2 separate regions of the Homo sapiens genome follow, and region 1 is linked to region 2. The links are chromatin loops, found by intact Hi-C in ENCODE. Cell type or tissue: PC-3. All regions are shown on one strand. Links, peaks and the distances in the headings refer to the core of each region. The heading gives the core; the rest is flanking DNA. Region 1 has its middle 110 kb from the start of CPNE8-AS1. Region 2 has its middle 25 kb from the start of CPNE8-AS1.

Region 1 (5,389 bases), core at 79-5,078, 82 kb before region 2:
CTCCTCTTTTCTTTTAGTACAACAAATAAGTATTTATTGAGCACCTACTCTGTGCCAGGAGGCATTAGGGATACACTTAGAAAAACTCTTACCTTCATGGAGCTGACATTTTAGTTGGAGATATAGAAAATAAACAAAATAAGTAAGTAAAACATAGAGTACGTTGGATGATTGTAACTGCCAAAAAGAAAAATTATCTAGGAGGTGGAGTAGGAAGTTTGAAAACTTAAACAAGATTGAAATTTAAATAGGGTGGTCAGAGAAGGTGATAATTGGTAACAAAGGCCAGAGGCTGGACCATGGATATATTTGAGGGAAGAGTATTCACGAAAGGAAAGAGCAAATACAAAAATTCAAAGCAGAACATGCCTGGCATTTTCTAGGAATGGCAAGAAAGCCAGTAGAGCTACAGCAGAGTACTCAGGGGTGACAACCGTAGAGGAAAAGGTCACAGAGATATAGAGGCAGCATTGCAGACCATTGCAAGATCTTTGGCTTTTGCTCTGAGTGAAATAGAAAACCACTGGTGGGTTTTAAGCAAAAGTTTTAAAAGGATCGCTCTGGTTGCTATATTGAGAATAGACTATAGGGAGCAAAAACAGTGTGAAGACAGAGGTGAATCCAGGTTTTGTTAAAGCTTTCTACAATTTGAACAACTCTGTTTAAGAAAAAATATTTAAAAATTACAAATGGAAAATTAGGCATACAATTATGGAGGAGGTCACGCAAAAAGCAGTCATGAAACTTCAACTTTATTAGCTTCCAGATAAATCCATTTCAGGTCCCTATTGAAAAGAGAGGCAAATTAAGTAGATGCTATTACAACAGTCCAGGCAAAAGAAAATGGTGGTGGCCTGAGATAGTGGCAACAGAGTGAATGACATGTGGTCAGATTCTGCATGTATTTTAAATATAGAATTAACAGGATTGGTTGACAGATTAGATGGTGAGCTTCAAGAAAAAGAAATTAAAAATGATGTATGTCCATAGCCACTGGAAAATTTGAATTGCCATTCACAGAACAGAAATGGGTGGTATCTATTCTTGTGCAATGACATTTATAGCTTTGTGAAACTGTTGCTAATTTGCCAGTGTATGCTACTCAAGACCAGGGACACAATGTTGTTTATTGCCATGCCTCATAGAGCTTCTAACTTACCATCTCACACATTTAGATAATCAAAATATATCTGTTGAATGAGTGATCTTTATCTGTTCTGTTACCTCAATGGGAAGTAAGAAAACTATGCCCATTATTACTCATTGAGTTTCTATTTTTATGTAAGGATATGAATGAACCAGCCAATTTTGGGACAGGCCAATACCCAAGATGTGAAGAGAATACTCTAAACTACCCACCCTATGTACCTGGTAAATACACTGAAAATGCCAAATGGTTTTGAAGCATTTTCACATCCTGTAAGGAAAAGTCTCCTTACTGCTGTCAGTTTGTCTTAGGAAAATATAAACTCAGCAATAAGTAGTTCATAGCTCACCAATCTAAAAATAATCCAGAAAACTCAGAATACCTATGTGTGCCTACTGTACTCCTTCAGTGGGAAGGCCTTGGAATGTCTGAGAATTGTGTCCTTACTTGTCTAGGGAGGAACCAGAGATTCTCTTCATAGACTGTCCTTCCAAGGAGGCAGGTTATGGTGTTGCAGCTGACTCTTAGATGACTGAATTCTTCCCTTTGGCTACAAGGTGTGTTCACTTTAGTTTCCATAATTTTTGCTATTTCTGTAACTAGTCTACAATAAAAAATGCTACAAGATGGAAAAGTCATGAAAATTTAATTGAGAAGTAGAGTTTTGCAGTCAGAGTAAAAGAGGCTTACCCTTGGCTGAAGATTTCAACTTTGAGTGATTATAGTCCTTCATTTACATTTCCTTTGCAATTACAGCCATTTTCATCTGCAGTGATTCAGTTCCCAGTGAAACCTTAAAAAAAAGAGAAAAGCAAAATACGATAAAATTCAGTTCAGAGAACTGGTGTTCCATAAAGTCCTGCTTACCTTCCTTGAATCCTGGAGACAAGGACCCCTCCTCCACATTTTACTTGTTAGGCAAAAGAAATGGTGTGAAATTATTATTTCCTCTTTTATCATTGTCTGAAATATCTAAATGAAAATATCAAGTAGGCAGCAAGATATGTAGGTCTAGAGAGAAGTCATATGGGCTTGAGATTAAAAAAAAAAACCCACTGGGAATTAGATGCATAAAAATGGCATCTAAACCCAAAGGGATGGATGATTCAATGTACTAAGAATGACAGAGTATTAAAAAGTAAAATCAACAAGTGGGCCTCCCAATTCTGAGTTCTAAGTGAACCTGCACCCCAACATTAAGACTTTGTATAGAATAAAATATACAGCTAGGAAAACCAAACTGATGCAATTGGATAGGGAGGAAGAATGGCAGGAATACATGACTCAGCTGAGAAGACTGCATAGTCATTTCTATCAGATGCTGCCAAATAGCAAATACAATGAGTGGAGACTGTGTGTAGAGTTCAGCAATATAAAGATTGACAATATTCGTTTCAATGGAGTAGTGGGAATGGATATCAAACTGAAGTCAGTTCAAAAGTGAAAGGAAGGTGAGAAAGTAGAGACAGAGGTTCTTATTGTTGCTGGAAGAAGAAAATGTGTACAGATGCATATAGATGGAAGGATTCAGTTTTTACAATTTTTCATCAGTGGGAGTGATATGGGGAATGCGATTGAATTTGGGGAGTAAGAAGTTTGAAGAGAGAATTCACTTTCAAAAAGTGAATTTTTGTAAGAAGCATAGCGGGATTCTCCGGTGGTATTGAGAATTCATTTGAGGTTTGCATTCTTGAAGCAAAGGATGAAGAAGAATAGAGAGAAGGAAATTTAGGTTTTTGGATTTGAAAATGTCAGTGTTGCTCTCTGAACTGTATTTGATCAAAATGTCAGGGAGTCCATGAAGTCACACGCAATAACTTCAGCAATAAGACACCCGTGTCCTATAGTACACAGTAGTATAGAAACATTTGCCCAGAAAGTCAGCTCACATTACACAGGAACATGACAACATGATACAGAGAATAAGCATGGGCATTAGTGTCACAATGGCTCCCAGTCCTGGCTCAAGCACTTCCTTTTCTTATGAATTCAGAAAAGGTCTTTCACTTCTTTTGACTGTAGAACAGGGAATATGAATACTATTTACAAGTTAAGGATTTAAAATATTATATGTCAGAGTGACTGACATACAGTAAGTGTACATAAGATAGCTACTACTGTATCTATTACAAACAATTTGGGAGGACTTACATGTAACTCCAAATACTTGGAAAAACACTGCAAATAAGCAACTAATATAGCCAATGATTATTATAACAATTTTCCATCATCTTCAGTCTTGAGAGTATGAAGACAATTGTCTATCAAAGCGAATCCTCATTTTTGCCTTGATTGGAATAATTATTTCACAAGTGATAGTCTAGTGCTTAGCTACCTTATTTCTGGTTCATATTCTTTTAAGGAACAAATCTATCACTATGTGAAACTTAGAAAAAAAAAGGAAAGAGGATGAATCAAAGAAGAAAGAGAATGTTAATGCCAATTTGGAACATGAAAGAAAGAAACAAGGCCAGTTAAGCTCCCAGATGCATTATTTCTAAAACAGATTTTTGTAAAAGGTTCTGAAGAAATCTGTTTGCAGTCAGGGTGAGTGTCACCAAGATACTGAGCCTAAAGACTATAAAGACCTGATGCAGCCTCCCATGAATATTCCTATTCCCCATGCTATTTTTAAACAATATTAAAATTTTTTTCTCTCTTTTACAATACAACCATCTAAGATTTTTACTGTTTTGTGTAATCTCTTTGACTGGTAACTGTTTCTGATTGTATAAAGTTAGGCATTTGAGATAATTAGGAGTTATATTCTGGTTAAAGTACAGGAGTTCTATAATTAACTGCTGGATTTCAGTGGGTAATTATCTAGATTTGTAAATTTTTTCTTCCTGGCTGAGCAGGCTGGCTCTATTATGACATAGTTAATGCTTAAAACGTTTTCTCAGAAGTGAAAGAATATGATGAGGTAGCTGCCTTCATCTACAGGGGGTAAGAAAATTATTACACAGTGTCTAGATTCCTGTGTCATGGTTTTACATGTACTACAAATGGCTTTAACATGAACTGAGCTAAGTATGTAGTTAAATTTAAACCATAACTGATACCCAAGGTAAGGTGACTCAGGTGTTCTTTACATACCAAAAAATCATGAAGCGTTTCATTAGACTTATTCCCAAATATGTAGATTTTGAGGTCAAATGTCAAGAGGCCCTACAGCTCTTTAGAAACATGTTCTCTTCTAAATTATAACAGGTTGGGGGAAAAGTTTATGGTAGAAACAGTAATGCTTGAAATGGACGAAATTCTCCCTTCTCCTCTTTCCAAGGAGACCAGCCCTTTGGCATCTTATGTGTCTTCAAAATGTATCATAAATTCAGCTTAAAGTGATACTAATGTCTCAATTTTATTGATACATATCCAAAAGAGAGGCAAACATTTCAAGGCAGCAAAACCAGTACTAGAATTAGATTTTCTTGTCTATTAGACTCTAATCCTTGCTACCGTGTTGAACAAAATGCAGTTTAAAAAGTCATAAAAGCTGAAATTCATGATTCCAAAGGAAAAAGCCAAGAAATAGAAAAATAAGGGGAGGACAGCTTCCAGTGTGAATCCCTACAATGGAACACGTTAAAAGTGGTATATGAAGAGATGTCTTTGAGTAGACTTGTTTAGGTCAAGCTTTTGTGATATGTACTGGTTATGTTTTGAGAGATATGATTTAACACTGGGAATCTTTGGATCTAGGTACAAAGGAGATACATGGATGAGAGGCTTTTGGAATTCTGCCACTCTTGTTTGAATATTAGGCACATGTCCAAGGCTCATGCTTTCCTAGCAGCACAGCTGCTGGAGGCATATCATCTCTAGCCACATACAGTACTTGACCTCTTCCACTGCAAGGTAAGAGTGGGTCTATTGAAAGACAAGTGTTTGACCAGAGGTTGCAAGTTCTGCTTCAGTGCTGCATGTTTTATAGATTTTAGCACAGAACATATCTTTTTTTTTTTCTATTTTTGAGGCAGGGTTTCACTCTGTCACACAGGCTAGAGTGCAATAGCATAATCATAGCTCACTGCAGCCTCGATCTCCTGGGCTCAAATAATCCTCCCACCTTAGCCTTCTGAGTAGCTGGAACCACAGGCCCACAGGTCCACTCACCACCATACCTGGATAACTTTTGTATTTATTTATTTATTTATTTATTTTTTGTAGAGACAGGGTTTTACTAGACTGCCCAGTCTAGTCTAGAACTCCTAGGCTCAAGAGATCCACCCAACTAGGACT
Region 2 (5,389 bases), core at 337-5,336:
AGTGCTCCTAACTACTGAAAGTGCAGTTTGGACAGCAGAAAAAGGATAGACCCATCACACCCTAGTCAAGAAAGCACCACCCTCTCCAGAGTCATGGGCCATAGTCCCAGGGGAAAACCCCACCAAACTAAAGCTAAGAAAAAGTTAACTCTCTTTCATCTATTCTATTACTCCTTCTTCTTTCCTCACTCTATTGCTGACCACCTCGTTATTAATGCAACCAAGTAAATTTTGCCTCAAACTATTACATTTAATGCTTGCCTTGTTATACCCTGTGGAGACTTCTCAAGTCAAAGACAGCTCTCCACTCAAAAAAGTACCTCTGTCCTTCCTGGCTCTACTCAGACTGGGCATTAGTAAATCGGGATCATTTAGCCTGGAGAGGTTTCGATGAAGACCCCAGTGTCAACTGGAAGTCTTGCCCCCCCGAGACAGAGCCTTTATGCTGCAACTGGTCCAATGTTCTGTGGACCACTAAAGAGCAAGGATGGACTGCCCCAACCAGTAGTTGTAATTTCCTAAAGCTATACATTTACTACTAAAAGAACAGCTTCCCCTAGCTGTCAGCTAAACCAGTACTATCCAATACAGGTTATTATCTCAAACCCTCAAAGTTCTTCCCCTTCTCTAAGCTGGCTCCCTTCTTTAAGCCGGTTTTATGGTATGGGGGCTGAGGCTTCAGGAACAGACTATCTGATCCTTTGAAATAAATACGCTTCATTGATCCCCCACCGCCTACACTTTCCCCTACGCCTTCTTCCAAAACCTCTCACAATGAAACTGTTTTTCCTCCTCCATGTAATGACAAGACCAAGGTAGCTATTGTAGAAGTTAAAGACCTAAAACAATCTTTGGCAATTGAGACAGGACATCAAGATGCTAATGCCTGGTTGGAATGGATCAAAGATTCCATCCGCACTTTAAACAAAAGCAGTTGTTATGCTTGTGTGCACGGCAGGCCAGAGGCCCAGATTCCCCTTTCCACTAGGATGTTCCTTCAGTCAATCAGGCATGGGCTGTATAGTAGCTCTTTTCCATGGTTCCACAGCTTGGGATAACAAGTCATGTCAAACTGTCTCTCTGCTATATCCCGAAGTTCAACACCCTGCGGGTCAGCCCCTGAGGGCCATTGAACTTCCATCTCCAGAAACTAAGTTCACTTCGGGTCTCTCATGACAAGGAGGAAACTTTGTGTTCCTTGGAGACCTAAAAGGATGCAGTGCGCTTAAGACTTTCCAAGAGCTTACCAATCAGTCAGCCCTTATTCACCCCTGAGCAGATGTATGGTGGTATCGTGGCAGACCTCTACTGGACACTCTACCAAGTAACTGCAGTGGCACTTGTGCTCTAGTCCAATTGGCTATCCCTTTCACCCTGGCATTTCATCAACCAGGAAAAGGAAAAACAACATTGTAAAGCAAAGGAAGCTTCTTATGAGTCTTTTGACTCCCACGTTTATTTAGATGCAACTGGAGTCCCACGAGGAGTACTAGATAAATTTAAAGCTCGAGATCAAATAGCTACAGAATCTGAGTCAATATTTTCGTGGGTGACAATAAAAACATAGATTGGATAAATTATATCTATTATAATCAGCAGAGGTTTATTAAATACACCAGGGATGCTGTTAAAGGGATAGCCCAACAATTGGGGTTGACTAGCCAGATGGTCTGGGAAAGCAGAATGGCTCTAGATATGATACTAGCTGAAAAAGGTGGTGTTTGTGTTATGATTAAACTCAGCATTGTACCTTTATCCCAAACAACACTGCCTCCGCAGTAACAAGGGCCTTACAAGGACTTACCGCTTTAATCCAATGAATTAGCTAAAAATTCTGGAGTCGACAACACTTTCTCAGGATGGCTAGAAAGGTGGCTTGGTAAACGGAAAAGAATCATAGCCTCAATTCTTACTTCTCTTGCAGCCGTAACAGGTGTACTCGTTCTTGTTGGGTGTTGTGTCATACCGTGCATCCGTGGGCTGGTGCAAAGACTTACAGAAACAGCACTTACTAAAACCTCCCTTAACTCTCCTCCACCTTATTCAGATAAGCTTTTCTTTTATGGATCAAGTCAAGCAGCAAAACCAAGATATGTTAAAAAGGTTTGAAGAGGAAAGACTATGAAAATTGAAAGGGGGAAGATTGTAGGATACAGTAAAATTCCTCTTCAAAGGTTTTAGCCTGTTAACTTACTTTAAAATCCAAGAGAGGAAAATCGTTAAGTACAATGAGTTCTGAGTTCCTCTTCAAACAGCCAATATGTCAGTATGTTCGGCTTCCCTGTTCTTTGTTCTCCATTTTAAAGTTTAACTTTCTCATTCTTTACATTTGCCCCTAGTTTCAGTAAACAACCCCCTCCTAGCCTCTATCACCTGCTCTGTCCTTAGTCATCCTTAGTCACCTCCTCTGTAACCATTCGAAACTATTCACCCTGCCACTCCGGCTCATATCCCTGCTCTATTTAAAATAGCCAACCAGAATTAGCTTAGACTGTGCAGTCTAACCCTAGACAATAGGGGAAAGACACAGCAGTAGCGACTAGCTGCATTAGGACAAGAACCCCTTTCCCTGCCTTGTCTGGTGTGCTCTTGCCATTACTCCATCTGTGAGACACACTCTTCTATAGAAGGAAATTGCTTTGCTGAGAAAACTTTTGCCTGAGTGCTATTTTCACTTGGTGGCACTGAACATTTACTTCCAACACAGGGATTATTTTTTTCCAACTTGATTGCTAATTCTCTTAATAGCATTTATTAAATAAATGATCTTTTCCATATTGATTTGAATTGTCAATTTTAACATAAACTATTTTCATTAAGACAGATTTTTTCAAATGAATTATTTTGCCAACACAGTATTTTTTGTTGGCTTTAATTAGCAGAGCCTTCATAAACATTAACATTTATTATTGGTACGTATCATAAACATAAGATAATAATATAAATAATAGACTTTTTATGAATAATTTTCATAAGGCTTAGGTATTCATGCATGTTTCCTCTTCTTTGTGAAATTTAGAATCCCAAATCCCTGCTGGTATTTTACTAAAATTTCAATGGATTCGTAATTTCAAAAATTGCATTTTAATTTATTGGCAAAAGTAAAATGTATCTATTTAGTTGGGGCTTCTTTTACACCTTTCAGCCAAATTTGATAGTTTTATTCCCATAGCTATTAGATGGTTCTCACCATGTTCCTTCTACTTCTGGGAAAAGAAAATGTATAAGATGAGCCTAAAACATGTTTTCAGACCAGAAAGCAAAGAAGCTGTCAAAGACTACTGGAGTTACGTCAAAAAGAACTCAGTAGACAAGTCGAATAAACATCTAGTCAAAAGATGAGAAAAAGTGGTTACAATAAATCCAGTATCTTCAGCAGATTGAACTGAGACTGTTTCAATCCCTATGTATGCAGTGACATGCACAAAATTACTTGTTAACTTTGGAGATTGCTAAGGAACTCATTATTTGAAAAAACAGGCAAATAAAGAGTAAAAATCAAGCATTTATCATACCTTTCGTATCTAAACTGTACAACAGGTGACCAAATATTTGAAATAGGAATGTTTCAATCTATTTATTTATTTATATGCTTCTGATAACAAAAAATTATTGCCATTTTGAAAAATTTTGTTAATTAAATGCATTGGGTAATGTAGTAAATGCTCAAGGAATGATAACTATTACGATGATTACCATGCAGGTAAATCTTTTGGATGTTTGGAGTTGGAGTAGTTGTAATCAATGGTTGCTAACATAACGTAACAGGCATTATGTACACCCTAATGAAAATCTACAATATCACTTATCAGGACTCTTACCATAAAAATGAAAAATGAAAATGAATCTGATCAAGCCATTAGATCCAACTATGAATACTTTAACAGATAAAGCAGAGATGCATTTAATGAAACGAACACTGTGAAAAACTCTATAAGACAAAAAACCCAATTCTTTCAATAGCAACAACTCCCCTCCTCCTGAAAAAAAATCACAAGAAAAAATACAAAGGGAAAACTATAGAATACAAGAGACTTAAGAGGCTTATCAAACAACTAGAACACCTGTTTTGTTCACTGATTCCAACAAACTAAAGAAAAAACAAGACAATGGTTATATGTGACCTAACTGTAAATAAGACGATATATTAAAATTATTGTTACTTTTTTTTTTTTTTTGAGACAGGGTCTCACTCTGTCACCCAGACTGGAGTGCAGTGGCACGATCTTGGCACACTGCAGCCTCTGCCTCTGGGGTTCAGGTGATTCTCCTGCCTCAGTCTCCTGAGTAGCAGGAGTGTAGCATTATGCTTGGCTACTTTTGTATTTTCAGAAGAGATGGGATTTCACCATGTTACCCAGACTGGTCTGGAATTCCTGACCTCAAGTGATCCACCCACTTTTGCCTCCCAAAGTGCTGGGATTACAGACATGAGCCACAGCGCCCAGCCGATGTTATTTTTTAAATGATATAATGAAATTGAAGTTATTTTTTTAAACTGCATTCTGGGGGGATTCCTTTACTTCGTCTTGCATCTTAAGAATGTAATCTTTACTGATACTTATATTGCTATTAACTCAATTTGTTGTATTTTTTCTATTTTAACAATCACTTTTTATAGTTTCCTAAACTCCCTTTCCTAAAAATTCGTTAACGTTTTATGACTGTCATAGCTTTTAAAGATTTCTTTTCAGACATTATGTTTTAACGTATTTAAATATATTCTTCTGCTCATTCATTTTTTTCCCATGAACGTTGTTGAATGCTGGATGTTTTGCTGACTGAATGTAGTGATTCATCATGTTGACTTTCCCTCAATTTTTACAACTCTTCTTTACATTTTCATATTTTTCAATAAATGTAATATCTAAAGTATGACTGACATATATACACACACACACACACACACACACACACACACACACACACATATATATATAGGAATTACCTGGATAACGAGTATGGCAGGAAGAGTGATTAAAGTGAGAAAAAACTCAGAGCTAGAATGGAAGTGCACATTGCTTAGCATGGCTAAAATAAAATTGCTAAAGAGATGTGATTATAATACAATAGGCCAGAGAGTTAAAATAGAAAACAAAAACAAAAACATGTTGGGCAAGGCTTTTTGTGCCACATAGGACATTTTAGACTGGGTTCTAAAATCAATGGATAGCAATATCAAATTTGTGGCTTATAAAGACCAGTATGGGAGAGTGGTTTCCAAGGAAATAGAAAGCAGTTCCTTAAGAAAATTAGCTTTTGAGATAGAGGCTTTGTTTAATAGCTGGCTTCACAACTTATAAGCTTTGTATATTAGGGCAAGTTATGTTACCATACCTTTCTAAATTTCAGTGCCTTTCAAAAATTGTAACTAATAATACCTACCTCA

The links. Hi-C counts contacts between places; a loop is a spot of excess contacts. Peaks named below come from ENCODE experiments on the same cell type or tissue, not always from the same donor. Only the 100,000 strongest peaks of a DNase experiment are listed, where the experiment ranks them.
Region 1: a loop joins it to region 2, with 3 times the contacts of the local background. A loop is called at or near these places in 3 of 110 quality-filtered maps.

The regions. Positions count from the first base shown.
Region 1 is chr12:39,010,129-39,015,517 of GRCh38, reverse strand. No RefSeq gene overlaps it. Among named protein-coding and RNA genes, the nearest start is that of CPNE8-AS1, 110 kb to the right of the region's middle. In PC-3, for the core only: no CTCF peak of the experiment used is centred there; a DNase peak (open chromatin) is centred at 2,457.
Region 2 is chr12:38,928,239-38,933,627 of GRCh38, reverse strand. No RefSeq gene overlaps it. Among named protein-coding and RNA genes, the nearest start is that of CPNE8-AS1, 25 kb to the right of the region's middle. In PC-3, for the core only: no CTCF peak of the experiment used is centred there; a DNase peak (open chromatin) is centred at 2,437; H3K4me3 peaks cover 745 bases; H3K27ac peaks cover 1,784 bases.